Regions from separate parts of the Homo sapiens genome. Here regions 1, 2, 3, 5, 6 and 7 are each linked to region 4. Evidence: chromatin loops called from intact Hi-C (ENCODE). Cell type or tissue: MCF 10A. All regions are shown on one strand.

Region 1 (4,000 bases), 1.4 Mb before region 4:
CAAGTTGGGAACTATGTCAAGCAAACCTGCCTCCCATTTTAATTTCTAAATAAGATAGCTACAGAGATTAAAGAGATACCTACCTCCCTCACAATTTGCCCACAAGGAAATTCCATGTGGGCCTCAAGATTTTTACCTTATAACAGTTCTGTTGAATTTCACCCTGGCAATGTAGACTAATATAATAGCTGATCTTCACAGGTGCTAGACAGAAAGTCATCCCTTTGCTTACTGGAGACAAATGCATATCTGATTGCTTCCTCTGCCCTGCTGTCTATGTAAAAATGCAGATTCACTGAGCCAGACTCAGTGGAAGGCTGATCAAGGACTCAAAAGAATGCAACCTTTTGTCTCTTATCTACCTATGGCCTGGAAGACACCCCTCCCACCCCAGCCCGCCCCTCCTTCTAGTTGTCCCGCTTTACTGGACTGAACCAATATACATCTTACGCATATTGATTGATGTCTCATGTCTCCCTAAAATATATAAAAGCAAGCTGTACCCAACCACCTTGGGCATATGGTGTCAGGACCACCGAGGCTGTGTCACGGGCGCATCCTTAACTTTGGCAAAGTAAATTTCTAAATTGGTTGAGGCCTGTCTCAGATATTTTGGATTCACAGCAGCAACAAAACAATAGCTACATACTCCACTTTTGATGGTTATGCATACAAAGAGGTCAAATACAGTTCTTCATTGGAACCCTTTTTAAGCTATTAATAGCTGTGGGGATCTGTTGCTTTTTTATTTGTTTGAATTAAATTAAATGGAACAAATACGCATTTGAATATGAACTGGACTAATGCTGAACGAGGGACTGCAGGGAAACTGAGACTGGATGACCCTGGGCTGCTGCCCTCAAAGGAGTTATTATCCAGGAAGGGTTACAAGACAAGAAAACAACTGGCTGCAACCAAGGGGAGGCAGGGGGAACAGGCCTGAGCTGGACTTAGTCGTAGGGTAGGGGTGGGAGATGAGAAGAGGAAGGGGGCAGTTTGAGGAGGCACAGGTCACCGTTGACAGGGGACCAGCATTATGAGAAGAAGTGGCATTAGATGGACCAGAGCGTGTGAGCAATTTGGGGCCTGCAGCTGTGTCATCACCCTAATGTCCCTAGTTCCTGGCAGCCAGTGAATGCTCAACAAATGTTGGAAAAATTAATTAAATAAAAATGAATGGCAGTGGATGTGCTATTAGAATCAAGAGTTGGCCAAGCGTGGTGGCTCACACCTGGAATTCCAGCACATTGCAGGGCTGAGGAAGGCGGACCCCTTGAGCTGAGGAATTCAAGACCAGCCTGGGCAACATAGGGAGACCCCGTCTCTACAAAAAATACAAAAATTAACCAGGCATGGTGGCACGTACTTGTAGCCCCAGCTACTCAGGAGGCTCAGGTGGGAGGATCTGCTTGAGCCCAGAAGGTTGAGGCTGGAGTGAGCCATGATCATGCCAAGGCACACGAGCCTGGGCGACAGAACGAGACTTTGTCTCAAAAAGATTAAAATAAATTAAAATAAAATAGCGTAAAATAAAAAAAGTTACTGAGCACTATGCTTTTCTTGGACTTAAAATTACTGGGAAAAGCTCTCAGTTTTGGAGTGTTAATGTGCATGAAGGGATGCTTCCCCATACTTTAATTAAGTGTCTGTAGTACTTACTGTTCAACACAAGAGGGAGCTGCTGCCCAGTTTATTCAACTAAAATATTTCTGTATGTTTGCTCCATTTCTTCTCAAACTACGGTATAGTATACTGTGCTATCTAACCACCCTCCCCAAATATAGCCCACCAACCAAAAATTCCCATCACAACTCAACAAAAGTATTATCAGCAGTACCTTATTTTCCAAAATGAATTTCTCCTAAATTATATGATTAGTAGGGGAAAAAAGATAATATTTTAAATGTCTTAGGAACAGATACTCGAGGCCAGTCTGGAGTGTTCTTCAGATCCTTAAATAAACCCAGGATTTTCCAGTGATGAAAGCTGTGCTTATAAAAATGCCTTGGGACCTCATGAGGGCAGCAAGGCCAATTCAAGGGTCATTTCCGAGTGCCCAGGTTTTCATGAGGGTCAAAGTCTCCCTGAGATATTGGCTGAGTCCAGGCCTCAGACATAGAATGTGCAATTTATTTTGCAAAGAGCTGCAAAGAATAGACTATGAAGTAGCCAAAATTCAGGTGTGCCTTGAATCAAGATCATCTGACATACCTATCAGAACTTAGGGGAAAAAATAAGCAAATTAATAATTTAATTAATTTTTCCAACATTTGTTGAGCATTCATTGGCTAGGGACATTAGGGTGATGACACATCTGCAGGCCCCAAATTGCTCGCATGGTCTGGTGATTTTGAAAATCATATTTTCAAAAATATGATTTTTGAAAATTTCTTGCTTTACTAAAGGATTCTCTTCAGAAATTTTTCCATAGCAAACTCCCTAGTATTGTACATTAAAAAAACTTCAATTACCAAAATCGAATCTGCATACTATTGTTCAGAGTCACCATTTCTAGCAAATAAAGGGTGCTGTTATCATCTAAAAACAGCCCACTATAAATGCCAGTGTATAGTTCATTCAAATGTGGGAGGTCGCATTACTAAGGTAAACAGAGATCAGTGTGTCTTTAGTGATCTGAGAATGAAATCAAGAAAAGAAAGAGCTTAAAGTGAGAGAACATTTTCCCAAATCACAGTCAAATTCAGTCTTTGTTAAGGAATCTATTTTTCATCTTGAAGAATGAAAACAATTCCTTTGGTCTCCCTAGAATGGTATCATTATTAATGATTCTTTTTGGAACAAGTCACAGCTGTCTGTGATCCCCATTGGCCAGACAGACCCTCCCATGTCTGGATGTCCATGTTTATGTATCACCTTCTCTCCCTTCTATTGATGTCTCATACTCTTCACTTCCTGGGGGCGAGGACCATGCCTTCTTGACTTCTATGTGACCAACAGAGCCTAGTGCAGGCTGGTGGTGAGCAGTTCATTCGTGTTTAGAAAAAATCACAGCCAGGCCAGGCGTGGTGGCTCATGCTTGTAATCTCAGCACTTTGGGAGGCCGAGGCGGTGGATCACCTGAGTTCAGGAGTTTGAGACCAGTCTGACCAACATGGTGAGCCCCTGTCTCTACTAAAAACACAAAAATCAGCTGGGCGTGGTGGCGGGCGCCTGTAATCCCAGCTACTCAGGAGGCTGAGGCAGAAGAATCGCTTGAACCCGGGAGGCGGAGGTTGCAGTGAGCCAAGATCGTGCCACTGCACTCCAGCCTGGGTGACAGAGCGAGACACTGTCTGGAAAAAAAAAAAAAAAAAAAAACACAGCCGAGGGGAGAGTGACTGATAAATAAAGGATGAAGAAAATGGGACGTTTCATACTCGTACTTAAAGGTTGTGTGTTTTTGTTTGTTTCTGTTGGTTGGTTGGCAAATTTTAATTCTCTGCTCAAGAGGTAGCAGAGAGTGTTGAGGAGTATGGACTCAGACGTCTTGAGTTCAAATCCCAGCTCTGCCACATCTATCTGTGTAGTCTTGGGCAAGAGTCTTGTCTTTGCCATGTCTCAGTTTCTTCATCAATAGCATGAAGCTGCTGCTGCTGCTGCTAAGACTTTCCACATGGGGTTTGTAATTTATAAAGTACTCAAAACAGTGTCTGACACAAAGTTAATACTATTAGTATTTATAAAACAGAATAATTATATTTAATGGGATGTAGTCAAGTGTACTTTGATTCATTAAAAGCCAAACAGGCCGGGCGCGGTGGCTCATGCCTATAATCCCAGCACTTTGGGAGACCCAGGCAGGTGGATCACCTGAGGTCAGGAGCTCAAGACCAGCCTGGTCAACATGGTGAAACCCAGTCTTTACTAAAAATACAAAAATTAACTGGGCATGGTGGTGGGTGCCTGTAATCCCAGCTACTCAGGAGACTGAGGCAGGAGAAAATCGTTTGAATCCGGGTTGGGGAGGTTGCAGTGAGCCGAGATCGTGCCACTGCACTCC
Region 2 (4,000 bases), 850 kb before region 4:
AAACCATCAAACTGATTTCACTGAGGATTGTTAGTTAGACCAGAATCTTTGGTCTCAACTCTGTCATTAAATTTTGCTAAAAGGTTGTGCACTTATGCATGGAAAAAAGCTAAGTTTGTGATTTGGTTTCAAAAGATTATCTGCTTATGGTCTGGGTGACTCTTGGGAACTGTATTATTCATTTGTTTTTATCTTGAGGCTGACCTAATTAGAACCCAGGTTATAGTTCTATACAATAACAGAACTCTCATCACTTCCTGAATGATCTTGAAACTTGGAGTTTTGAGAAAATAGCCCATCTTTTAAGCACCAACCTACTGGATAATGATAGAGTGGTCCCTTTTGGATCAAAAAAGTCTCTGAAGAGGACAATGCCTACATTTGCACAATTTTAGCTGAATACTAGATGGAGGTCTCTCAAGATCCTGACTAGAACTCTACCTGGCCAGTTCCCTCATGCCTTCTCTCATTCATTGACAGAACCCTTTGTTGAAATTTGTCTACAGCTCTCAGAAGATTTTGATTCATTGGGAGCTGGTCAGAATAGGGTATTGTGAAGTATAAATATGAAGAAGCCATCCAAGACAACATCATTAATAAAAAACTAGATTATTTAAATAATTTTCTTGATGCCTTTTTATTAAATAGTTCTCAAGAGACAGAGGCTTTTGAGCCTTGCTGGAAGAAACACTCTTTTCCACTAACTAGTGTATAACTTGGGGACAGTCACTTAAAATCTCTGACCTCTGTTTCTGTATTTGTCGAATTAGGTTGATAGTCTCTGCTCTATTTCTAGGGTTGTTAGGATACAATATGATAATAAATACGAAAGTATGCTTCAAAGTTAAAAGAGCACTCATATATATGAGTACTCTGTCTCAGAGATTCCACTTTGAATATTTTTTCCAATTTTTTTCTTTTCTTTCTTTCTTTTTTTTTTTTTTTTGAGGTGGAGTCTTGCTTTGTTGCCCAGGCTGGAATGCAGTGGCACTGCAGCCTCCACCTCCCAGTTTCAAGCGATTCTCCTGCCTCAGCCTCCTGAGTAGCTGGGATTACAGGTGCCCACCACCACGCCCAGCTAATTTTTGTGTTTTTAGTAGAGACGGGGTTTTGCTACATTGGTCAGGCTGGCCTCGAACTCCTGACCTCAAGTGATCCACCCACCTTGGCCTCCCAAATCCTGCTAGGATTACAGTCGTGAGCCACCTCGCCCAGCCCCAATTTTTCATGTAATATATATATTACATTGAGATGGGAATTATGTCTCAGAAAGTAATTTTTATCAGATGGTATGTGGGGTATTTGTTGTATAGGAATTATAGGGGAGAATGAAGTAGTTTGGGTAGCTACTAAATCTTCACTATGTCTCTATTAAGTGTTCCATTTTTATTTATGTAAGCTGTTGGTAATAATTTGTATAAGTGATGTTATAAATTACTGTGTATAACTCTGGCAAATATTTATTTTAAATACAAAATAGCTCAATTTTCCATGATGAAAAGACTAATTAATTCAACCACAAAATATCACTTAATCTTTAAGGGGAAAACTGGCTAGCTGTAAACCAAAACATTGGTTTTATTGCATAAGTGTCCAACAATAAATTTAGATCTAATATAAATGGCAAAATTGTGGTAATAATTGTATTGCCCTCATTCTTAAGCTCTCTGTAAATTTGTCATCTTTCACTACCAGCAGAGGGAGCCCTGAGAATTAAATCGTGCCAAAATGGCTTTGCTAATTCTTATGCGTTTACACATTTAGCTCATAATAAAGAAATAAAACCCCATCACAGATTAATGGAAAGTCATCATGCTTGGATTAGGCTGTAGATAATTTCATTCCAGCCTACCGATTATAATCAGCTTCAATAGAGGAGGAGTAGCCTGCCTCCACTCTGCCATTAAAGCCTCAGCTGCAAACTTCCACAGCCAACGAAGTTCAGTAATATAACAACGCACAATCTACCTCATAGAACATCAGAAAGAATACACTCCTCAAACCATAATTTTATCAAATAAACTATAACAGTATTATGAATTGTCTATTAAGCCACATGAGAATTGGAAAACATACACATTGTGTAATCAGTTTTTCCTAATTTAAACATAATTGTCCATATTTTATAATGTATTTTAATAGACAAATAAACTAAAATAATATGAATTAAAAATAAATCATGAAGTTCCAGCATTTATGACTCAACGTAAAGCTTCTTTATAGTATCTTATCAAAAAATGGGTTTTCCAAACCTCAAGGAAAGAGCCTGTTTACAGAGAGCATATTTTCATTGCTTTATTTCCTTTAAGTAGATACCACAGTGCAATACAATGCATATTTTATGCACCTGTGACTAAAAAGGCCTATTGAAAATGGAGACTGCAATAAGTGCACTTTGATATTGCATAGCAACTCTCATTTTAACAACGATGCAGTTTTTATATATATATATACTTCAAGTTCTAGGGTACCTGCACACAACGTGAAGGTTTCATACATAGATATACACGTGCCATGTTGGTTTGCTGCACCCATCAACTCATCATTTACATTAGGTATTTCTCCTAATGCTATCCCTCCCCCAGCCCCCCACCCCCTGACAGGCCCTGGTGTATGATGTTCCCTGCCCTGTGTCCAAGTGATCTCATTGTTCAATTCCCACCTATGAGTGAGAACAAATGATGCAGTATTTTAATATTGGCATAACTGCTAATCTAATATCAAAAACACCTTTCTCTTGGCATCAAGAAATTTACAAGTACATGTCTTTGCCTTCTAAGAGCTTACATAGTATAGTTAGAAATCCAACAATGATTGATTCTCTCCTTCATGATAAGAATTTACTTCCACAAACATTTATTGCGTACTTATTAGGAGCAAGGTATTGTGCTAAGTGCAGAGGAACAAATGTGAATGACAGCATACCTTCTCATAATCAATAGACTAAGGCTGGTAAGTCAGTGACTACGAGGCAAGGTAGTACAGATATAATGAAGGCAACCACTCTGCTGGGCTTTACGATTATTGAAGGCAGGTAACATGTCTGATCTTTGTAACTCCAGAACACTCTGACACCTAGCACAGTGTTTTGCATATAGTTAGTGTGCAATAAGTATATACTGAATTAATTAACAACATGTGAGATACATTAGTAAAACATCTTCTTGGTAATTAAGTGACTTTCATGTTTCCTACTGCTTCCTCTTCCCATCACTCCAGTTCTCTTTTCCCTAGTTCTCACAACTTGTGGGATAGCCGTGCTTTCCTTTTCTACAACATAGCAGCTGAGCAACGTAATAATTGATGCTTGATGATTTTCTATTCCCTGGATAGAACAGCTATTCTCTATGCTGTTAAGGCTTGAAATTCATGAGATGGATGTAATAAAACAACAAAAAGTACACAACAAAATAGTAGTGACAGGCATTCTGCTAGGCACCATACATTCATTATCTAATTTGATTCTTAAAATAACTCTCGTTATTTCTATTTTCAGTACAGAGATCTTGCACAGAAAAGTAGCTTGCTTCAGGTCACAGGGCTGGTAAGTAGTAGAGCTCAAATTTGAATCCAGAACTCTTTGACATCCGACTTCCTGTTCTGAATGACTGCACTATATGGTCTCTTTATTTAGGTTGCTTAGGGGCAATTTGAATTAGTAATGGAAACATTTTCCTGGAAGAGATGGTCTACTTCATCTGAAAATACTATGAATAAAAAATTTTAATGCATAAGATACACTTAAGGTTTTAGAATTATTTTATGAATACAGAAAAATAGTTTACAGAAGTACAAAAGAATCAACAACAGATAATGCTTTTTAGCAACGTATTTCTTTTAAAAATAAGAAACTAAGAAGTTTGATTTCTTTAATAACCAGAACACCTTAAAATGTATTTTCAGATGCTCAGCAGACCCCAAAAGACTCCCCCAGTCCTGGACTGCAGTGCAGTCTGCTGTGGAATGCTTAGCAGCTTTGTTTTCCCGACTAGACTCATTA
Region 3 (4,000 bases), 890 kb before region 4:
TTTTTGCTTTCTTCAAATAGCATTCACAGGTGATGTTGTGTACTTCCTATGTGCACCATTTAGGAGACACATAACATCTGATTGTCTTTTTTGTGATGTTGTAATTAATCAGTGAGGTCAGCCTGATTTATTATAATTCCCTGTCAGCTTTTCACTTAGTGATTTTAGTGGCCATTAATGATTACTACCTAGATCCATTATTTCATCAGAATTGAAAAACGACAATATTCTTTTCCTATCATTTCTTCTTCGTCTATTAGCTGGAATTATCTTGCAAAGAAGAGCTTTCCTTTATCAACGATTTTTGTTACCCGATAATACAATTAGAACCAAAAAGCCAGAATTAAATTGTTGAGTTTTTCCTTTTATTTACTAGTTTTCAGAATAATGAGCCATATATAATTTTAAACCATCAAGTAATTAGTGTAGGGTGATTATCTCATAGAGTAAGAGTGGATGACGTGTCCCTAAGGGAATTTGGATGATTTTCTGTCTTTGAAAGAAACCTGGACTAGGTAATCTCTATGGTTCCTTTGAGCTCTTGAAGTTCATAATTTTTCTTGCTCATGAAAACCATTTATGTTTTAATTCTCAATTTTCAAAAAGAATTAGTTGATATATTTCAATGTTATTTAGAGAGCAGACATTCATTTAACATTTAACAGATATTATTTGCTAAAGAATTTGCAAAAATTTTGTGTGTTTTCTCAAAGTTCTGGATAGTTAGCTAATTTTTTTCAGGGGCTACTTCACTACCTTTTACATTTCTTTATGTACATTTTAAACGTAGGTTTTTAAACTTAAAATTTTAAACCATGAAAAGTTGCAAGTATGCTGAGAATTCCTATTTATTTTTTATGCAGATTCAATAAATTTTGCCATTTTCCATAATTTTTAATACTCTCTCTGACTGTGTGCATGCATGCACACACACACGTATGGTATTAACTGTATACATAAACATCTATGTGTCTATCATCTATACACATTTGCACAAAGACATTTTATAGATATTTTAATTACTTTTCTAAGCCATTGGAAAGTAGGTTGCCTGCATTATGCCCCTTAATATTTCTGTGCATATTTTCTCAAAACAAGAAGGTTCTCTTACATAGCCACAGTATAGTTATCAAATTCAGGAAATTTAACATTGATATAAAACTTTTACCTAGTCTGCAGTTCATAGTCCAATTTCATCAATTGTTCCAGTAAGGTTCTTTATAGAATTTTTCCCCTCTAATGTGGGCCCAGCCACATTGACATTTTTGAAGAATACAGGTCAACTGCATACTTTTTCCTGGCTATGATCATATATATTTCCCAGTTATTAGTTGTAAATAATAGAAATTGCCTGTGGCTGATTTAAGTAGGAAAGGGATTTATTGAAAAGGTATTGAGGACCTCCTAGAATTTTAATATATCAGTATATCTCAATAAATATTTTTTACAAACAATAATAAATTATATTTATTGAGCACTTACAATGTGCTGCACACTGATCATATTACGTTATTGCCTTATCCAGTAAATAACCCTACGAGGTAAATTTCCTTTCCAATACTCCTGAATTTATTTTAGAAATGAGACAACTATAGATTAGGAAAGTAAAATGAATTTCCCAAGGCCACACAGCTAGTAAGGTGCTGAGCCAGTGTTCAAAGTCAAGTTTTGTCTGACACTAAACTCCATTCTTTTTCTACTCCATATTTTAATGGCAGCATAACTTGAAAACATTTCTGAAAGACATTTGCTAGAAAATAAATGATCTGTGGTAGACTGAAACATTAAATATTGCTTCAGTTGATATTATGAGAGATGTATATTGTAAAACATACACGCGTTTTAGCTTTTCTCCATCTTTAAAATCACTTCACAGACATGACCGAATGCTAGAGGAGCTGGCGAGAAAATCCTCAGCGTGCACATCAAATTGTACCCACTTGGGGGCACCCACAATGCAGCTTTTCTGCCTGTTCTGCCTAGAAGCTTCGAGCCCTGCAGAGGTGGATTGAGCCAGCTGCTCTACAGGACTCGGACAGCCCGATCTGATATCTCAAGAAATAGTGCCCTATATCTCCAAGTTTAGGGGATATTTTACTTAGTTTGTTGCCCACATGATAAACTATTTTCTGCAGTTTAAAACATCAATAATTAATACAATTGCTACAGGCCAAACGTGCTAGATATATGTTAGGATTTAATGACCAAGAACTAAAAATAATTTGCTGACTTAAAATGATACGTTTGTCCAGAGGATTTTTTTTGGATTTACGCTATGCCAAAATTAGGAACATAATGATTAACCAATAGGGGTAAAAAATGTGCTGTAAAATCAAGCTAAGTGTTTTAAAATAGTTTTGCATTGTGGTCTCACCTGAAACATGCTCTTTGGTAGGGACATGTGTTGGCGATCTCCAGTGCTGCTGCTGATGTAATCTCCAGGCCAGCCATTTGGTCTTTAGCTCTATTTGATAGTAGAGATCCTCCTGATATATACAAATGTCTAAGATGCCACTGAACCCAGATGTAGTTGCTGTGGCTTTGCCTAGAGAGGGGTTATTATTCCAGAGCATAAGGAGAGAAGATACAGCAAACAAGATTGTACTGGATGGGGCTATCACAGTCTTTCATATCCACCACTGCTGCTAAAGAGGCAGTTGAAGGTGGCCATATTTTAAACCATATAAATCCACCTTTAATATGGCTGCTTAGACCAGAGGGAGCCAAAGTATGATGGGAGAGCAGCTCATGGGGTGATTTAGCTTAAAAAACTGTTCAAAGAGGAACAAGTTGGACCAATTATATGCTTACCTATGAGAATCTGATTCGGGATACAGAATATGAGGGGACTCATAGTAGAAACTGATATGAAATAATGTATAGTGGGGGTATAATGTAGAATAGAGGCCAAGAGCACAGCCAGATTATGAGGAAACTAAGCCTTGCAGAAGGTGAGACAATAACTAAGCTTAAGCTACTAGAAAAAGAAAAGATGAAGAGGAATTCAGTCTTTTTTTTTTCTTTTTCTTTTTATTATACTTTAAGTTTTAGGGTACATGTGCACATTGTGCAGGTTAGTTACATACGGTTTAGCTAGAAGATATGTGAAGAGAAGCAGGGACAAGAGGAGGCTGAGCAGTGTTTCTGGTGGAGCTCTTGAGGGAAGGCTCACAGTTCTTGCTCCTGAGGGTTCTTGGTACAGTCCCAGTTTCTGTTCCATTTCTGGTCCCTGCTCATTGATCACCATGAGATCCTGGCTTCCATCTTAAGTCTTGCAATAAACAGCCATTACTTGTGGAAACTTGAGTGAATATCTGTCCCTTACCAACAAAAGTAACTAACTAGAGTAGGAGAATATGAGAGAATAATATTCCTGTTTCCTGTTTTCGAAGTCCTTTTAAACAATTGTGGTAAAATATGTATGACATAAAATTTTCCATTTTTACCATTTTTAAGTATACAGTTCAGTGGCATTAAGTATAATCACATTGTTGTGCCACCATCACCACCATCCATCTCCATAACTTTTTCATCATCCCAAACTGAAATTCTGTATCCATTAGACAGTAAGTCTTCACTCCTTACAGTACCTGCTTACCATTATTCTACTTTTGATCTTTATGAAATTGCTCAGAGTCCTTTTTGAATGAATAATATAGATATTGAATAGCTAAGATTTATTTATGCAGCAAGCCTGTAAGTGACAAAGCCACTGTCCAGAGTTTTTGGGGAGCTGGAGTTATCACAAATAGCCTGGAAAGTGTAGGCTATTTATCATGTGTAGTCAGGCAACTGCAGAAGCATGCCTCACAACTTCCTTGGACTTCGCCGGTACCCTGTTCTGTTCATCTGTTAGAATGGCTGAATGACTCATCTTACAACAATAATGAAAAAAAAAAAGAGTGGTTGAATGTCCATTCCTTCAGTAGATCCATCATCACAGAGTCAGGGGAGATGGAGATAAGGGAAATGAAGTTATGGGCTAGCAGTAGGTCCACCA
Region 4 (4,000 bases):
GCCCCCCTCCCTCCCTTTTGCCCATGACTTTAACATAAGTAGTGATGTTTTAAAATGAGGATATCATTTACAGTGTTTAAAATGATATTTTATACCAGGCCAGCTCAAAAGACAATAAAATTTTACTTTTCTTTCACTATTGTCAATTTATTTATATAGTTCTATTTATTTTTTAATCCATATGTATTTGTATGCCTGTGCATAGAAAAACTTACTCACTTGAAAATTTTCAACCTGGAAAGACCATTATAAACATCTGGACTAGGAAGGTCTTGAAATTAGAAAGACATACCCATATTTGGCAATCGAAAAAGAAACATTTCAAGCTTATCCCATATCGCCTTCTCCGGGCAGTCTGCACAGAGCAGTTGACAACTGAAAACATAAAACCTAAACTTTCAGACGCAATTTTTAGGCACTAGAATTTTCTGTTTGAGGCCTTTTTGCCACTCAGGGAAATGGCCGATGAGGAACTGGATGACTCCTCATGGTTAGCTCCCCACACAATCAACTCAGTGGTTGCTAAAGTTTTAGTGTGTAAGTTAGTTACATAGTGATATTTAAAACCTCACTTAGTGTGAAAACTCTCCTGGTGGGAGGGCTCCCTCATGACTTTGAGAGAGAAAACGCAGAGACCTAAGACTTGGAGCTACTTTCGTTTTCCCTGTCCCAGCTTGATTTCTTTCATATCTTACTGGCGACCGTGGACAGCTAACTTCGATTTTGAGGGGGAGGGACAGAGACAGAGAAACAGAGAGAGATATGATCGCGATTCAATCTTTGCAGAAGAAATAACCCGTGCACAAGGGGCCACACCATCCCCCACCTTACACTTCGGGAAGGGTCGTTACCGTTTTTGTGGTTTTTCTCAAAAGATGTGTTTTCATCAGAAACGGGCACATTTTTCCTTTCTCCTAATCGCCAACTTCCCCTCCATTTTTTGTGAGTCCCACACTCCGGAGCTTCACTCCATTTCCCCTGTCTATTTCTCGGGTTTCCCATCGTGGGTAGGGGAGATTGCCTCGAGGCTTTCCTTTCATCTCTAGTTTGCATGTCACTTCCCCCCCTCCCCCCGCCTTGGAGAAATGGTAGGTTTGCTGAAGATTAAAACTGTGCTCAAACGCTCTCTGGAGGAATTTGGATTGAGGGCTAAATCAATAACAGAAGAAGGCTTTGTTATTCATATGCATTCCCTTTATATTCCAAATTGCAGAGGGAGGAGAGGAACTGGTAAGTGGCCCAGGCACTGGGAGGGAGGCCCTCGGGGAACCCGGAAGGCTAAGGGGGCTTGGAGAGAGGCCTTTCCTTCGGTTGGAGACAGGCGGCAGGAGAGCTCCTCAGAAACCCGGCAGGTTTTTAGCGCCGCGGGTGGGGGAACGAGGTCCCCGTGTCGCGTGATTCAAGAGGCGAAGGAAGCATTGGAGCCGGGACTCACGGTCAGACAAAGGGGCGACTGCAGTGCTTCCCCGCCTCTGGCAGCCCCCTGGGTCCCTCTGGCTCCGCTGTCAGGGGCGGCCTTGCCGCCAAGATCTCCGGCTTTCGGAGGCGCTAGGCTGCGTCTGAAAGCGGGCTGGCGACCCCAGGGAGGCCGCACCGCCCTTCACTGTTGATCTTGACCGTGCGGCTGCGCCCCGATAGGCATGGAGCGCGCTCGCCATCTCCTGGGCATTGGGCGGCATTGGCAGAGCTCTCTATTCGCTCCTCAGCCAAATCCTGTTCCATTCTCTTAATCACCAGCCAAGCCACTCTCCCGCCACTACTTTCCACCCCGATCCTCCCTCGATCAGGTTCCCCAGCTCGCATAAGACTTTGCCTGCCAGACCTCGAAAGTCATAAACCCGGGGGATGAAGTGGGAAGACTGTCCAAGGAGCAATGGAGGGAACCTAGTTGTTCTTGTTTTTCCTGTTTTTCACTGAGTTCTTTTATGCCTTTAGTCCTGAGGCGCAAACAGCTGTTGTAGGGCTGCCTAAAGGTCCGAAAGAGACACCCCTCGGCTTGGAAATAACGAGGAATCGTCGTGCACTGAAACGTGAGGAGAGACTGCAGGGACCCCTGGAGCTGGAGCTTTCGGGAGTAACGAAGCTGCAGCTCCTCGAAAATAGGATGGGTTCCCCAAAATAAGAGCTCTTAGGGATCTGAGGCTTGTATTCCCTTGAGTATCTAGGAACTGGGATTGCAGTTTGTGCTTGCCCCCACCTCCCAAGAGAGGACGAGAGCGAGTGAGTCTCTATGCCTGGGCTCCTAAGGAAACTCTCTGGCAGAGCCAGAGGAGCCCCAGACATCCCCACCCCCCCGTCCTCACTCCCTCTCTCCCCCCCACCAGAGCAGGAGGAAGAGGCCGATTGCGTTCCCCAGAGCCACCCAATTGGTCGCCATAACTCACACAATAAAGTGGCAGCGCGGCGGTCAGTCTTGCCCTCCGGCGGCGCCTGTGTGGTCTCAGTGCAGGAGCCCGCGATCTAACCAATTCCAGCTTGGCTCGGAGACCGAGGGTCCTGCTGCAGGCTGAGACTGGCGCCGGTCACCGGGTCTCCCAGGGTCTTGGGATCAGAGGCAGGAGGGGAGGACCCCTAGTCCTCTGGCCGGACTAGGCAAGAGGGCCAGCGACGGGGTCTGAGCACACCGCTCCCGGCTAAGAACTGCTGCCTTTCCCACTTCCCTGTTTGTCAGACCCGTGAACTCCCTATCCCCGGCACCCCTGGGGGCGCTGAGGCAAGGAACTCTGCTAGCCAGCTGCCTCCGAACGCCCGCTGTTCCCCGGCCAGGTGGTTCTGGCTCTTCTGCCTTTCCACACCCAGTCGGGGGAGTTCGTCCTGCTTTGCCCTCCACTTGGTGGATGGGGACACCTCGGAGTTCTGGTTTGCAGTGTGTAGTCCTGGAGAGGACTCCTGAAGATAAAAGGAATGTAGCCTTTGGCCACGATTGGTGGATCGAGCTGATGGGTTCCCTGGCGGACATTCTCCATGGACCTGTATGGCAATTTCCCTATGATCAGAGTTCTTAGCCATGGGGACACAAACCAGAAATAGTGTGGCCTCCTTCCTGGATCCCAAAATTGGGTAGTTTGTGATGCCCTTTTTGTGTCTGCGGCCTGGGACTGAGGGCTCAAGTAGCGAATGGGTCTTTGCTGCCAGATCCTCAGGCAGAGGTCTCTGGAGAAACCCTCTCTGTGGGAGTGATTGGGGTAAAAGTGACATTGCTCAGGCCAAGGGACAGAGCTCCTGGTGCCGCCGGACCGCGCCCTCTCCGGATAAGTCGAGAGGCGCCGGTTAATGGAAAATGCCTCCGCTGCAACTTAAAGCCGGTAGAAGCAAGCCGGGCCCAGAAAGCCTGCGGAAAACGAATCGCAAAGCCAATCACGACCAAGAAGAGTCCCAGGGGACACTTGGGCAGAGTCACCCTCTTGCCCGATGTCCCCAGCTGCTGAAGCCGGGCCTGGAAACCCGCAGACAGTTAGTCTTCGCTCAACCTGATTTGGCTCTGCTGGCAGCCTCGTCCTTCGCCATCGAACATTGCGGGTGTTATCATAATACTCTGAAGGGGGGGAAAACGGGTCGGGGGGATGTAGGCGGTGCTGAAATGACCGGCTTTGAAGAACCTGCAGGCAAAGTTTCGTCCAATCGTCTGAGCCTGTCCTCTTATTCCCGGTTGTAACTAAATACTGTTGCGAGCGCAGCCGAAGCCCTTTGTTGGAGATGTGTGAGCGCAGTCTCTACAGAGCGGGCTATGTGGGCTCGCTTCTGAATCTGCAGTCGCCAGACTCTTTCTACTTCTCCAACCTGAGGCCGAATGGCGGCCAGTTGGCCGCGCTTCCCCCTATCTCCTACCCGCGCGGCGCGCTGCCCTGGGCCGCCACGCCCGCCTCCTGCGCCCCCGCGCAGCCTGCGGGCGCCACTGCCTTCGGCGGCTTCTCGCAGCCCTACCTGGCTGGCTCCGGGCCTCTCGGCCTGCAGCCCCCAACAGCCAAAGACGGACCCGAAGAGCAGGCTAAGTTCTATG
Region 5 (4,000 bases), 410 kb before region 4:
GGTGTTGCAAGTCAACAATGGCTGTTATTCTGAGTTTCTAAACTGAGCTAAATTGATGCCAATCTTGCTGACTGTTGTTACAGTGGGCAGAGTCATTAGGATTTGCTTTTTAAATGATCTCTCAGCCTGTAAGGCTGAGAGCTGCTAGCAAGGCAAGGTTAGAGAGAAAATGATAGCAGTATGTTGATGCTTCACAGACCTCATGATAGTTTCCGTCTGTCATTATTTACGTCTGACTAGATGCGTCATGTCAGCTACCTAGAAGGCACTTTAATATGAAGCTCTTGTTTGCCTCCACTCTTGCGCAGCCAGACTGGGATACTATTATTTTTGCATCACTACACTTAGGTGAAGCTTGCTTCAATCTTTCAGTAATGACACACAAAAGAAGTAAAAATGGTTGTGTCCAAGTTATTATACATGCTTGTATTCTAACAGGCCTCGTCAGCATTGCTCAGAAAAAGAAAAAAGTGAATTTAAATCAATAAACAGACATTTATTAAAAGGTCAGCTTAATTCTATTTGTTCCAGCTCCTTTGCCAACATTTTAGGTAAAACTATTTTTCTTTGGCTTTGGATTAGTGTCATTGTTATTGGATGGAATCACTTAGGGGGAAGCTATAGAATGAATATTTGATCAAATTTGCTCATGTTGCTTAATATCATCTTATATCATTTTTATAAATTTTATCAGCATCACTGTAAATAAATCCACATGAAAAGCTTTCATTTTGTATCTATATTATTGGCATCACTAAGGACACATTTTTAAACAATGTGCATTTATCTGAAAACTATATATAGAGAGAGAAAGGCCTAATAACAGTGATTCTGAAATCCAAGATGGCTATTTTATACATCAGAAAAAAAATACTATTATGGCAAAAAATGAACGAGGATATTGATGTTTTCTTTCATCAAGATTGTCTTAACAAATGAAGCTACCACTATTCTATAACTGTCCCTAGCAGAGAAAAGAAATGTTAATTGAAGATATTCTAGAATGTTGAAATTTATTGACACCATTTCATACTGAAAACTGCAACATAGTTTTAGCAGGAGGCACATTTTAACAATGCCAAAATATTCTAGGTGACTTTTTCTTTGTGCTTTAAAAAATATAATAAATATAAGCAGATTTTAGTATGAATGAAACAATCTACAAATATATTTGTAAATACAAAAGCATATAAAGATATACAATACATCAGTAATAACACATAAACAGTTTGCAATTTTTTATATGCATAATTTAGTACAAAGGCTTGAAAAGGTACAATTTTAAAAATAAAATAACTCACATAGACTCATGTAGACATTTTTTAAAATGTGCCTTAGGAATGACATGTTTATAAAGTTTCCACCAAGATTCTATATTTAAACAGTAAATAGCATTGTCACATCCGGAAAATGAGTTATTACTCTGAATTAAGAAATTTAGATAATAGAGAGAAAAAAATGCACAACCATTCTGCCTTCTGAACTTTAAGCATTTAACAGAATATCATGACTGCTGCAGTGTTAACTGAACAGATTTCTATCAAAAGTCTGGGGCATTCTGAATTAGCTGGAGATGGCTAGTACTTGATCTCCTTATTTTGACAGAATAAGTGCTTATATTCTTGAAGTCTTCACAAGCCATGTAAGCATAAAAGTGTGATGATGGAGATCTCTTTTCCGTTTTAAAGATCAGATGCCAGCTTCATGAGATGATATTTTCAGGTTGATGCATTTGTGTTTGTGGCATATTTTTATAAATTTCAAGTATAATGCTTTGTCAGGACTAAATGAAATGCCCTGTGCATACATATATATACATGCATATATATACACATGTATATATGTGTGTATATATATATGTGTGTGTATATATATATTAGAATGCCTTATAATTTGCATTTTTAACCACTGGGCTCTCATAAACTACTATGACAAATACAGTAATTTGAAATGGAATCAATCACATTCTCTCAATCCCTTAAAATGTTTAAATAGTTACATTACAGCACATATGTTAAAATACTTTTTTACAAAATGGTTTGCCCAAGGCATTTTTCTTACCTCTTGCCCAAGCTACATGTGAGTTATGGCAAAAAATGAACAGTAGGTGGCAGTCAAACCACTAAACTGCCTCAAAGCTTCATTAACCTTAGACTCTTGTTAAGAGTAATAGGAAAGTAGTGTATTTTTCCATTTTAAAGAATTCATTTTATAATTAATCTTGAAATACATTTCTAAGGTCCCAAGCTGCTGAAATAGTGAGCTGATTGCATCCTTAAGCGAATGAGCTCAGATAAAAGTGATTTAATTCAAGAACCATTTCTGCTTTGTCTCTGTGACTTTTTTCCCCTTCATTTCTCTGTTATTACTGTTTTAATGTGGGTCTTTATGCAGTTGTAGTTGTGGACATGATCAGCACATTCTTGGGCTGAAGCCCAGGGCTGTGTAAGCCGTGCCTGCATATCTTCATGCACGTTTTAAATAACCTGCAAGAGCTATTTCCTCCCCTGATCTTACAGACCACACGAATATAGTCCCTTTCTGTGCATCAGAAGATAAACTAGTTTATAGGAAGAAAATCCTAGAGAAGTAACTGAAACACAGAAAGAACATCCTCAAAAGCAGAGGATTGTGAACAACTAAATTTTCAGACAATGGAAGTAAAAATTATTAGTGTGAAGTACCTTTGGAGGCCATGTTATCTACATTACAGGAAGGGCTTCATCTGTTGTGCTCACCATGGTCCTCACGGTTGAGAACAGCATGCCAGGCACACAGTAAATGTTCATTAAATATTTTCTGGACGAATCAATGAGTGGCCAAAATCCAAGTCCCACTCATTTCTCAGATAGTCTATCCTGAAACTTTTTGCTACTGTCTCAGCTCTTCACAATGATAAAGCTACATTCTCACTCTCCACTGCTGTCCTTTCTCCAAATGTTACTGTTAATCACTATCATTGGGAACTGACATGGCACCACTAACACAACACAGCAGGACACAATTCTAGTCTGGTCGATTTGGAATGTAGATGATGCCTTTCCATTGTGTTACTGGCCACAATTGTTTCTAAAAATCTAAGTTCATGCTACAGAAAGAGCAAACTATTTAAGTAGTATTGGCCTAAAAGCTAAGTCAACTTGATCAACATATTTACCTGCCCATGCTGTAGTTTCCTCATCTGAAATCAGAAAAAAACAGAGCCTACTTTATAGAGTTATATGTGTTTCAATATTGTTATTATTATTATTATTATTATTTTCAAAGGCTTTTTCTGCATCTATTGAGATAATCATGTGGTTTTTGTCTTTGGCTCTGTTTATATGCTGGATTACATTTATTGATTTGCGTATATTGAACCAGCCTTGCATCCCAGGGATGAAGCCCACTTGATCATGGTGGATAAGCTTTTTGATGTGCTGCTGGATTCGTTTTGCCAGTATTTTATTGAGGATTTTTGCATCAATGTTCATCAAGGATATTGGTCGAAAATTCTCTTTTTTGGTTGTGTCTCTGCCCGGCTTTGGTATCAGGATGATGCTGGCTTCATAAAATGAGTTAGGGAGGATTCCCTCTTTTTCTATTAATTGGAATAGTTTCAGAAGGAATGGTACCAGTTCCTCCTTGTACCTCTGGTAGAATTCGGCTGTGAATCCATCTGGTCCTGGACTCTTTTTGGTTGGTAAGCTATTGATTATTGCCACAATTTCAGATCCTGTTATTGGTCTATTCAGAGATTCAACTTCTTCCTGGTTTAGTCTTGGGAGAGTGTATGTGTCGAGGAATTTATCCATTTCTTCTAGGTTTTCTAGTTTATTTGCGTAGAGGTGTTTGTAGTATTCTCTGATGGTAGTTTGTATTTCTGTGGGATCGGTGGTGATATCCCCTTTATCATTTTTTATTGTGTCTATTTGATTCTTCTCTCTTTTTTTCTTTATTAGTCTTGCTAGTGGTCTATCAATTTTGTTGATCCTTTCAAAAAACCAGCTCCTGGATTCAT
Region 6 (4,000 bases), 1.1 Mb before region 4:
GCAATTTACCAATACCCCTGCTCTGACTGTAAAAAGGGTATGATGAGTCTTCCGGACTTTAAAAGCATATTGATCCTTTCAAGCTCTTCAAGTACTCAGCACTGATTAATTCATTGGAAAGTAGTCTCAAAAGGGCATTGTTCTGATGCAGTCTATGCTTATAACTTTGTGGACTCCTTTGCTGGCAACCAAGACCCACTCAGAAAATTCTGGGTCAGAAAATAGAAGGCTAGCATTTAAAGATCCTCAGTTAAGTATATGGCCAATTCATTTTTACTAAAATTGTGTTCTCTTGGGCAGCACATATACTAAAAAATTGGAACAATACAAAGAAGATTAGCATGGCCCCTATGGAAGGATGACACACAAATTCATGACACATTGCATATTTTAAAAAGAAAAATTAATAAATAAAATTATTTTGCTAATGGGGTTTCCTTCTTTGCATGTCTATGAATTGGAGACAGTTTAGCGCTTCCTAGCAGTCCTGAGCCCTGGGATTCCCTAAATGTGGTCCCTGAACAAGAAGCATTAATATTACCTGGGAATAGCAATCTGTGTTTCAATAAGCCCTCTAGGTGATCCGGAAGCACATGAAAGTTTGAGAATCACTGTCTTAGCTGTTTTCCCCCTGAATGCAGAAATTAGCTCCAATTGACTCATGCTGTCAGACTTCATTTACGTGTGTATACCTGGATCTGGGGGATGATTATATGGGGACACATGTCCATAAAAATTCTCTGAGCTTTACACTTAAGATACATACATTTTACTGAATTTAATTAAACCTAATGAAAAAAACAACACTGCTAAATTATATTTCTAAGAAAGTTGGTCGGGTTCAGCTTGTCTCTTGAATAAAGGTGGTGAGATCCAAGGGCCTTGCCCATAGCATCACTGCCATGATGAGAGATTCCATGATACTGACAGCCAAGGACATCTGTGTGTAGCAACCCCAAAGACATATATTGACATTGTTTAGCAGTAAGTCAATCTCCAAGCAATAACCTCAACTTGTTTGACATCATCCTGGGTACATCTCTGAGTTGTGGGGCACAGCCACAGGAAACCCTAACATGAAACCAAAAGGGGCAGGTAGAAAAAAGTGCTGGACTTTTAAACTAGAGAAGGAAAGCATGAGAAACCTAGGAAGCAGTGATTAAATGCAGCCAATCAGGTGGTACGTACAAGTGTTGGGCAAGAGAGAAGCTGTGGTCAAAGGCCGTAAGAGACACAGCAAGGACAGCAGAGCTGCCCAGGCAGCCTCTCTGCTGACATAGTCCATAGAAGACGGTTGTGGGAAAGAGGGAGGAAGAGTGACCCACAGGCCAAGAAGAGCTTCACAGGGCCACAGCTTTAGCAGCTGTCTGTCTGCTGTCTTGGCCCTAAGGATGAGGTGGAGACCCCTAAGAGCCCTGGTGTCAATTGTGCATCCAGTCTCAGAATCACAGAAATTCTGTTCCTCAGTGCTGAAGTGTTTTGTGTGTCCCTAAAGGAAAAGCACTCCCGGAGCTGCCAGGTTCCCATCCCGACCCATGAAGAACTGTCTTCTTGATTAATCACCCCCTCTTCCACTGTCATGCAGGGAACTCACATTAGGCTTTGTATCTGGGCCCATTTTTGCTCATTGCCACACTGCTGGGAAATGGGGGCCATCCACAGTGAACTGCAGTGAAAGAAAAGTTGAAGAAAAACTGCACCACCAGGTGGACCCAGAGTCCTGACTATACTGTGCCCATGTGCACAGCTGCCTGGATGCTCTCCCAGCCAGCTCCTGAGTCCTCAGAGTTGCTTCTGCTTTTCCTAGGCTCCTTATGTGAAATGTGACTTTTTTTCATGGAAGTACCCCCCATGAAGTATTTCCCAGTCCTGCCCTGCTCAGTTGAAATGTAAATAAATTTGAAATTGTTCCTATCTAAATCAGTGAAGTATCCCTAAATTTCCTAGACCATTTCAACCTGAAAAGCAGTTCTAGGCATTTTTGGTTTTAGCTTCTGATGTTTCAATTTCATATTTCACTATGGTGGATGTTTGTTAGTTCCCTTGGCTACTGAGCATCCAAACTTTATTTCTCTGTTGGGTGAGTCTTCCATTGCATAAATCTTTGTGAGAAAAGGCCTCGCTCTCACTACAGAATTTCAAGGGGAGGGTACCCATTTCTCCATCCCTGAGGAGTCAGCATGAGGAGCTTGGGGGCTGAGCTCAGCCAATCAGATGCTGCCACTTGCAGCTTTAACTCCTGAGCAATAATGCAAAGATCAAGACATCATTAAGAAATTATTCACTGGCCCAGCGCGGTGGGTCACGCCTGTAATCCCAGCACTTTGGGAGCCTGAGGTGGGTGGATCACAAGGTCAGGAGTTCAAAACCAGCCTGGCCAAGATGGTGAAACCCCATCTCTACTAAAAATGCAAAAATTAGCCAGGCGTGGTGGCGGTTGCCTGTAATCCCAGCTATTTGGGAGGCTGAGGCAGAGAATTGCTTGAACCCAGGAGGCAGAGTTTGCAGTGAGCCGAGACCGCACCACTGTACTCCAGCATGGGTGACAGAGCAAGACTCCATCTCAAAGTAAAAAAAGAAAAGAAAAGAAAAGAAATTATTCACAGGGCTAACAGTGCAGAGTCTAGTGGGTAGTGGGTAGGGCCAGTGTCCACCGGCAGGTGAACTAGTAGCAGCTTCCTAGCTGCAAACTCTTTGGATTACAGCTCTTGGAACGTCCTAAAAATTCCTGCATGGCATGTCTTCTTAGTTCTTTGTCCCAAATTCTAGCTTTTCTTCTCAACTGTAGGCTAAATCAGACTCTAAGCCCATGTTTCTCTGTTTTTGGTCTCTGTCTGAGATACACAAAAGCAGGCATAGCAGCTGGATCAGAAGCACTTGAATTAGATGGCAATAAGTTTCCTTTTGTTTTCAGTAATGCTTTTACTGTCAATCATTAGAATAGTTCAGATTAGTTTGTGTTTTAGTGTTAAGCCATTAATTATTTTTAAAATTTATACTTTAATTTTAGATTCAGGGGTACATGTGCAGATTTGTTACAAGGGTATATTGCATAATGCTGAGGTTTTGGCTTCTACTGATCCCATCACCCAGATTGTGAACATAAGTATCCAATAGGAAGTTTTTTCAGACCTTGTCCCCATCCATCCATGCCTCTTCCTGGAGTCCCCAGTGTTTATTATTCCCATCTGTGTGTCCATGTCTACCCAAGGTTTAGCTCCCACTTATCAGTAAGAACACGCAATATTTGGCTGTTTCTGCATTAATTTGCTTAGGTTAATAGCCTCCAGCTGCATCCAAGTGACTGCAAAAGATATAATTTTATTCCTTTTATGGCTGCATAGTATTCCATAATGTATATGTACCACATTTTCTTTATGCAATCCACCATTCATAGGCACCTGAGTTGATTCCATGTCTTTGCTATGGTGAATAGGGCTGTGATGTCCTTTTGGTAGAATGATTTACTGTCCTTTGTGTATATACCCAATCATGGGATTGCTGGGTTGAATTGTAGTTACATTTTCAGTTCTTTGCAAAATCTCCAAACTGCTTGCAGTAGTGGCTGAGCTAATTTACATTCCCACCAACAGTGTATAAGCATCCCCTTTTCTCTTTATCCTTGCCATCTGGTTGTTTTTTTTTAACTTTTTAATAATAGCCATTCTGACCAGTGTGAGAGGGTATCTCATTATGATTTTGATTTGCATTTCTCCAATGACTAGCGATGTTGAGCATTTTTTCATGTGTTTCTTGGCCCCTTGTATATCTTCTTTTCAGAAGTGTTTGTTCATGTCCCTTGCTCACTTTTTAATGCAGTTACTTGTTTTACTCTTGTTGCATTAAATTCCTTATAGAATCTGGATATTAGCCCTTTGTTGGATGCATAGTTTGCAAATATTTTATCTCCCATTCTGTAGGTTGTCTGTTTACTCTATTAGTAGTTTCTTTTGCTGGGCGGAAGCTCTTAAATTTAATTAGGTCCCACTTGTCAATTTTT
Region 7 (4,000 bases), 680 kb before region 4:
TTGAGAATGTAGTCTACCTGTGTGCCCAGGAAGAGGAGAAAGTGGGTTTAGCGAAGAGTTAGCTAGTCTCTGCTTCTCTGCTATAAGCAACACTAACAAAATTAAGGAAAAAAGTTTAGAGAAAACAAAACAGAACAAAAAACCAATAAGCAGAGCTTCGGACTTGCACTTTGTATTTGCTTTTTTCTTTTTCGACTCTAGAAAAATGAGAAAGGTTGTATTGTTTTTACAAAGTCAATAACACAGTTTTTTGCCTCTTCTGATTGAAGCCCTTCAGGTTGCACTTGCTGATTAGTCAGGCCTGATTTGACTCTTCAATTACTGAAATGAAATTTTACTATGGACATTTTCATCAAGCAAATGTGACATTGTGTAAACTCTGCAAAAAGTTGATCTAATACTTTCAATGGTATAGATAGTATAGATCAGCACATTAACGTAATATTACCATTACCCAGAGTGTGCAGAGGCCATTGTGAAACTGCTACTGCACAAACAGCCCATTGAGAAAAGTTAAATTTTGTATACTCCAGTGAGCATAAAATACATGGTTGCATTTGACTCTAATATGTGTTAATTATGAAAATCAGCTTCAAGCAAAGAAAACCATAATAATTAAAAACCATCTTTTCATCTTGAAAAAGCCTCTCTCCCCAAAGTACTTATGCACTCTAATGAAACAAATAAATATAGTTATGGCAAAACATAAATAATAACCTTACTAAAGTAGTATATACATGTTCCATAATATGTAATTATGTTGCACTTAAATAGCAACAAACATAAGAACAAATCCATTTAGTGAAGAGCAACAAAATAGATAGTAGATTATGAATGTTGCTACTTCTTTAATGTTTCTTTCTACATTATGGTATATGTAAGTTATTAAAAAGTACCACTCTGGCAAGATTCTCGTCCTATCTTATGCATACAGAATTTTCAACAGCTGAGATTCTGGTCCCAAGGCATAAAATAGGATTTATTTAATATGCTAATTCCAGCCAATCGTAGTGGCTGCTTGGAACAATACATGGAGAACTGCGTGGCTCTGTCCCAACTCACCAGGGAGACAGTGCCATGATCAATTACTGATGTCTGCCTAGGCATAGGAATAGGAGCAGTAGCATTCTTGTCAAATGTTTTCCAAGGATGGTTACATATTCATTAAATAGACTAGACATAAAAGGAAAAATAATATAAGCAAAGGTCAATTTGGGCCCTTGCATTGGGACTAAAGTTTTTCCACCTAATTTTAGGAACCAACAGGGTAAAGCAGACAAAACCTAGAACAAAAAGCAACAAGTGGTGGACAAAATTACTTCAGCTGCTTTAAAAAACATTGTTCTTTTTCTTCTAGTTTTGTGCCTTCACATTGTAGTGAGTCACCATAATGTAGCAATTTTTAACAACTTCGAATTGCATATTTTACATTGTTGGTTTCTGTAAATATATGCAAAAACAACCTTATGTATACTACTCAATATCAAGGAGAAAGTAGACATTCAAATATTCGTTTGTTTAAAGTGTTGAGAAACTAAAAGGAATTAATATATAAGAAACCTAAAATAAACTTGTAATTCAGAGAAAATGTTTTAAAAGTGCACGTTTTTGCTCTCACTGCCTTTAGAATCCAAGTTTCTCTTTCACTTCCTTTAGAATCCAGGCATTTCTGGGGCACAGCCAGAGGTGGTTTGAGTGCTTCAGGGATTCAGAGCAGACTTGCACCAATAACTCTGTCCGGCAGGGGGTTCACTCTCCCCTCATCATTGAGAAGCAAGACTACATGTGTTTGCTTTTTATTATTGCTTGTTGTGTTTATTTGTTTGTTGTTTGGGAGCACTTTGGATTTAATCCTAAATGACTCACATCTTGAACCCCTCACCTTCCAGCCTCCTTCCTTTAATGAATCACCTTTGCCTTGAAGTAAGCTCTTTGCTACAAGCATTTTGACAAATGGCATTTATTCAGACAGTCTCATTTCTAATATATCTGCACATTCGCTAGGCCTAAGACTTGCCTTCCTAAAACAGGTTTCCTTGGCCTGTAGCCCTGTGTATTCACTCTACTACTGATCTCCTATTGCCTTAAAACTAAAGCTGTAGAAAGTTAATTTTCTTTAACTTTCTTAGTATTTTCATGTTCACCATGCTAACATATCCCAAACTTTATTTCTTTTTGATATATTTTTATTTTCATTTTTAGTTTTTTAGAGATGGGCTGGAATGCAGTGGTATGATCGTAGTTTCCTGTAGCTTCAAACTCCTGGATTCAAACAATCATCCCACCTCAGCCTCAAGTAGCTGGGAATACAAGCACACATCACCACATCCAGCTAGTTTTTTTTTTTTTTGTAGAGACAGGATCTCACCCTGTTGCCTATACTGGTCTCGAACTTTCAGGCTCATGTAAACCTCCTGCATTGGCCTTCCAAAGCACTGGGATTACAGGTGTGAGCTACTATGCCCAGCCCCAGCTTTATTTCTAAAAGGAGAAAGTACTTCTTCTTTCCCTCTCAGTTGAACCTACATTTCAAGTGATGTTTAAACAAATTAGAACTTTGGAAAACAGACGCACAATAGTTTCTATACGACCTACTGAAAAGGGGAGATTTTATTGTCACATATTCCTAAATTCTGCTATTGTTTTTTAAAATTATTTTTAATTTTTGTGGATACATGATAGTTGTACATATTTCTGAGGCACATATGATCTTTTGATAAAAGCAAACAATGGGTAATGATCAAATCAGGGTAACTGGGGTATCCATAACCTCAAACATTGATCATTTCTTTGTGTTGGGAACATTCCAAATCTACTTCTATTACTTCAAAATATGCAGTAAATTATTGTTAACTGTAGTCACTCTATTGTGATATCAAACACTGGCTGTTTTTCCTTCTATCCAACTGTATTTTTGTGCCCATGAACCAACCCTTCTTTATCCCTCCCTTCCCACTGCCCTTCCCAGCTTCTGGTAGCCACCATCCTATTCATTACCTCCATGAGATCAAGTTTTGTAACTCCCACATGTGAGTAAGAAGATGTGGTATTTGTCTTTCTGTGCCTGGTTTACTTCACTTAATAGAATGTCCTCCAGTTCCAGCCATGCTGTTGCAAATGATAGGATTTCATGCTTTTTGTGGTGGAATAATATTCCATTGTGTATATACACCTTATTCTTATAGCTTCAGAGTGATCTACAGAGCTCAGGTTCTGAGTTTTCTCAATCTTGCATAGCAGCTGAGATATTCTTTTTCTGTTTTGGAGGAGAAAGCCTGTGCTAGATTCCCTTTATTCAGCCTTAAGGAGTGGTTTAAATGAGTTTTCAAGTTTATCTTCTTCACATGGACAAATACAAGTGATGGTACCATGAGGAAAGTTTATTGATGATAATTATTAAAATAATTGGAAGTTTTTTAAAGTTCTGTGAAACTTAAACCTCTTTCATCACCAAAATATCAGCCCTCTCCCCACAGCATGACTACAATTGTCTCTTTTTTTCTGCTGTTGACAGTCACTCAAAGACCAAAAGATAACTAAGAATTCTCAAACCCCTACTAGAAATTTAAGAGCCTAAACCCAGCTAACTTGGAGGAAACAGGACTTATAAGAGATCAGCATAGGAGGGCCATTGCCAGCACGTTGGTCAAACCCTGGGCAGGAATTTCTCCTTGAATGTCCTGATTTGATTCTACTATATAGAGAGAATAAAATATATATTATTAATTTCAATTCACTGCTGAATAAAGCTCCAATTGCCTTTCCATATCAAACCTTCTTTTGAATAATTGATTTTATTTAACTGCTGATTATTTTCCAGTTTGTTTTTTATTGATAATTCAATTTGTTACAGGAGTAGGGACTTCTGCAGGGCAGGAGGTAGAACCATCTGTAGAAGTGCTAAAGAGAGACCAATTGAAGAGCCAAGGATGAGGCAGACACCAACCAGCAAATGGTCAGCAGTGAAACAGACGGGAGGCCTTTATCATCTCCAGGCAGT

Evidence for each region. A loop is a pair of places that touch in the nucleus more often than their neighbours do. Peaks named below come from ENCODE experiments on the same cell type or tissue, not always from the same donor. Only the 100,000 strongest peaks of a DNase experiment are listed, where the experiment ranks them.
Region 1: a loop joins it to region 4, with 11 times the contacts of the local background. A loop is called at or near these places in 14 of 110 quality-filtered maps.
Region 2: it touches region 4 in a loop (10-fold over the local background); 44 of 110 quality-filtered maps call a loop at or near these places.
Region 3: it touches region 4 in a loop (12-fold over the local background); 9 of 110 quality-filtered maps call a loop at or near these places.
Region 5: a loop joins it to region 4, with 8 times the contacts of the local background. A loop is called at or near these places in 99 of 110 quality-filtered maps.
Region 6: it touches region 4 in a loop (7-fold over the local background); 13 of 110 quality-filtered maps call a loop at or near these places.
Region 7: a loop joins it to region 4, with 12 times the contacts of the local background. A loop is called at or near these places in 26 of 110 quality-filtered maps.

What each region holds. Positions count from the first base shown.
Region 1 is chr2:174,698,507-174,702,506 of GRCh38, forward strand. No RefSeq gene overlaps it. Among named protein-coding and RNA genes, the nearest start is that of CHRNA1, 64 kb to the right of the region's middle. In MCF 10A, a CTCF peak has its summit at 1,668 (motif pointing right); a DNase peak (open chromatin) is centred at 1,685.
Region 2 is chr2:175,249,942-175,253,941 of GRCh38, forward strand. No RefSeq gene overlaps it. Among named protein-coding and RNA genes, the nearest start is that of ATP5MC3, 70 kb to the left of the region's middle. In MCF 10A, a CTCF peak has its summit at 1,736 (motif pointing right); a DNase peak (open chromatin) is centred at 1,720.
Region 3 is chr2:175,201,878-175,205,877 of GRCh38, forward strand. No RefSeq gene overlaps it. Among named protein-coding and RNA genes, the nearest start is that of ATP5MC3, 22 kb to the left of the region's middle. RefSeq lists a silencer at 1,891-2,030. In MCF 10A, a CTCF peak has its summit at 1,946 (motif pointing right); a DNase peak (open chromatin) is centred at 1,954.
Region 4 is chr2:176,096,106-176,100,105 of GRCh38, forward strand. HOXD12 (homeobox D12) reads left to right here and starts at 3,690. Exons shown (of 2, transcript NM_021193.4): 1 at 3,690-4,000. The coding sequence starts at 3,697. RefSeq lists enhancers at 837-1,420, 1,421-2,003, 3,545-4,000. In MCF 10A, a CTCF peak has its summit at 1,657 (motif pointing left); DNase peaks (open chromatin) are centred at 566 and 1,656.
Region 5 is chr2:175,688,205-175,692,204 of GRCh38, forward strand. All of the region lies in intron 3 of LOC107985962 (a long non-coding RNA gene), which reads right to left. Among named protein-coding and RNA genes, the nearest start is that of LNPK, 310 kb to the right of the region's middle. In MCF 10A, a CTCF peak has its summit at 2,111 (motif pointing right); a DNase peak (open chromatin) is centred at 2,107.
Region 6 is chr2:175,029,485-175,033,484 of GRCh38, forward strand. It overlaps the pseudogene RNU6-1290P. Among named protein-coding and RNA genes, the nearest start is that of CHN1, 26 kb to the left of the region's middle. RefSeq lists a silencer at 1,627-1,696. In MCF 10A, a CTCF peak has its summit at 1,708; no DNase peak of the experiment used is centred here.
Region 7 is chr2:175,413,337-175,417,336 of GRCh38, forward strand. No RefSeq gene overlaps it. Among named protein-coding and RNA genes, the nearest start is that of ATP5MC3, 230 kb to the left of the region's middle. In MCF 10A, a CTCF peak has its summit at 1,744; a DNase peak (open chromatin) is centred at 1,705.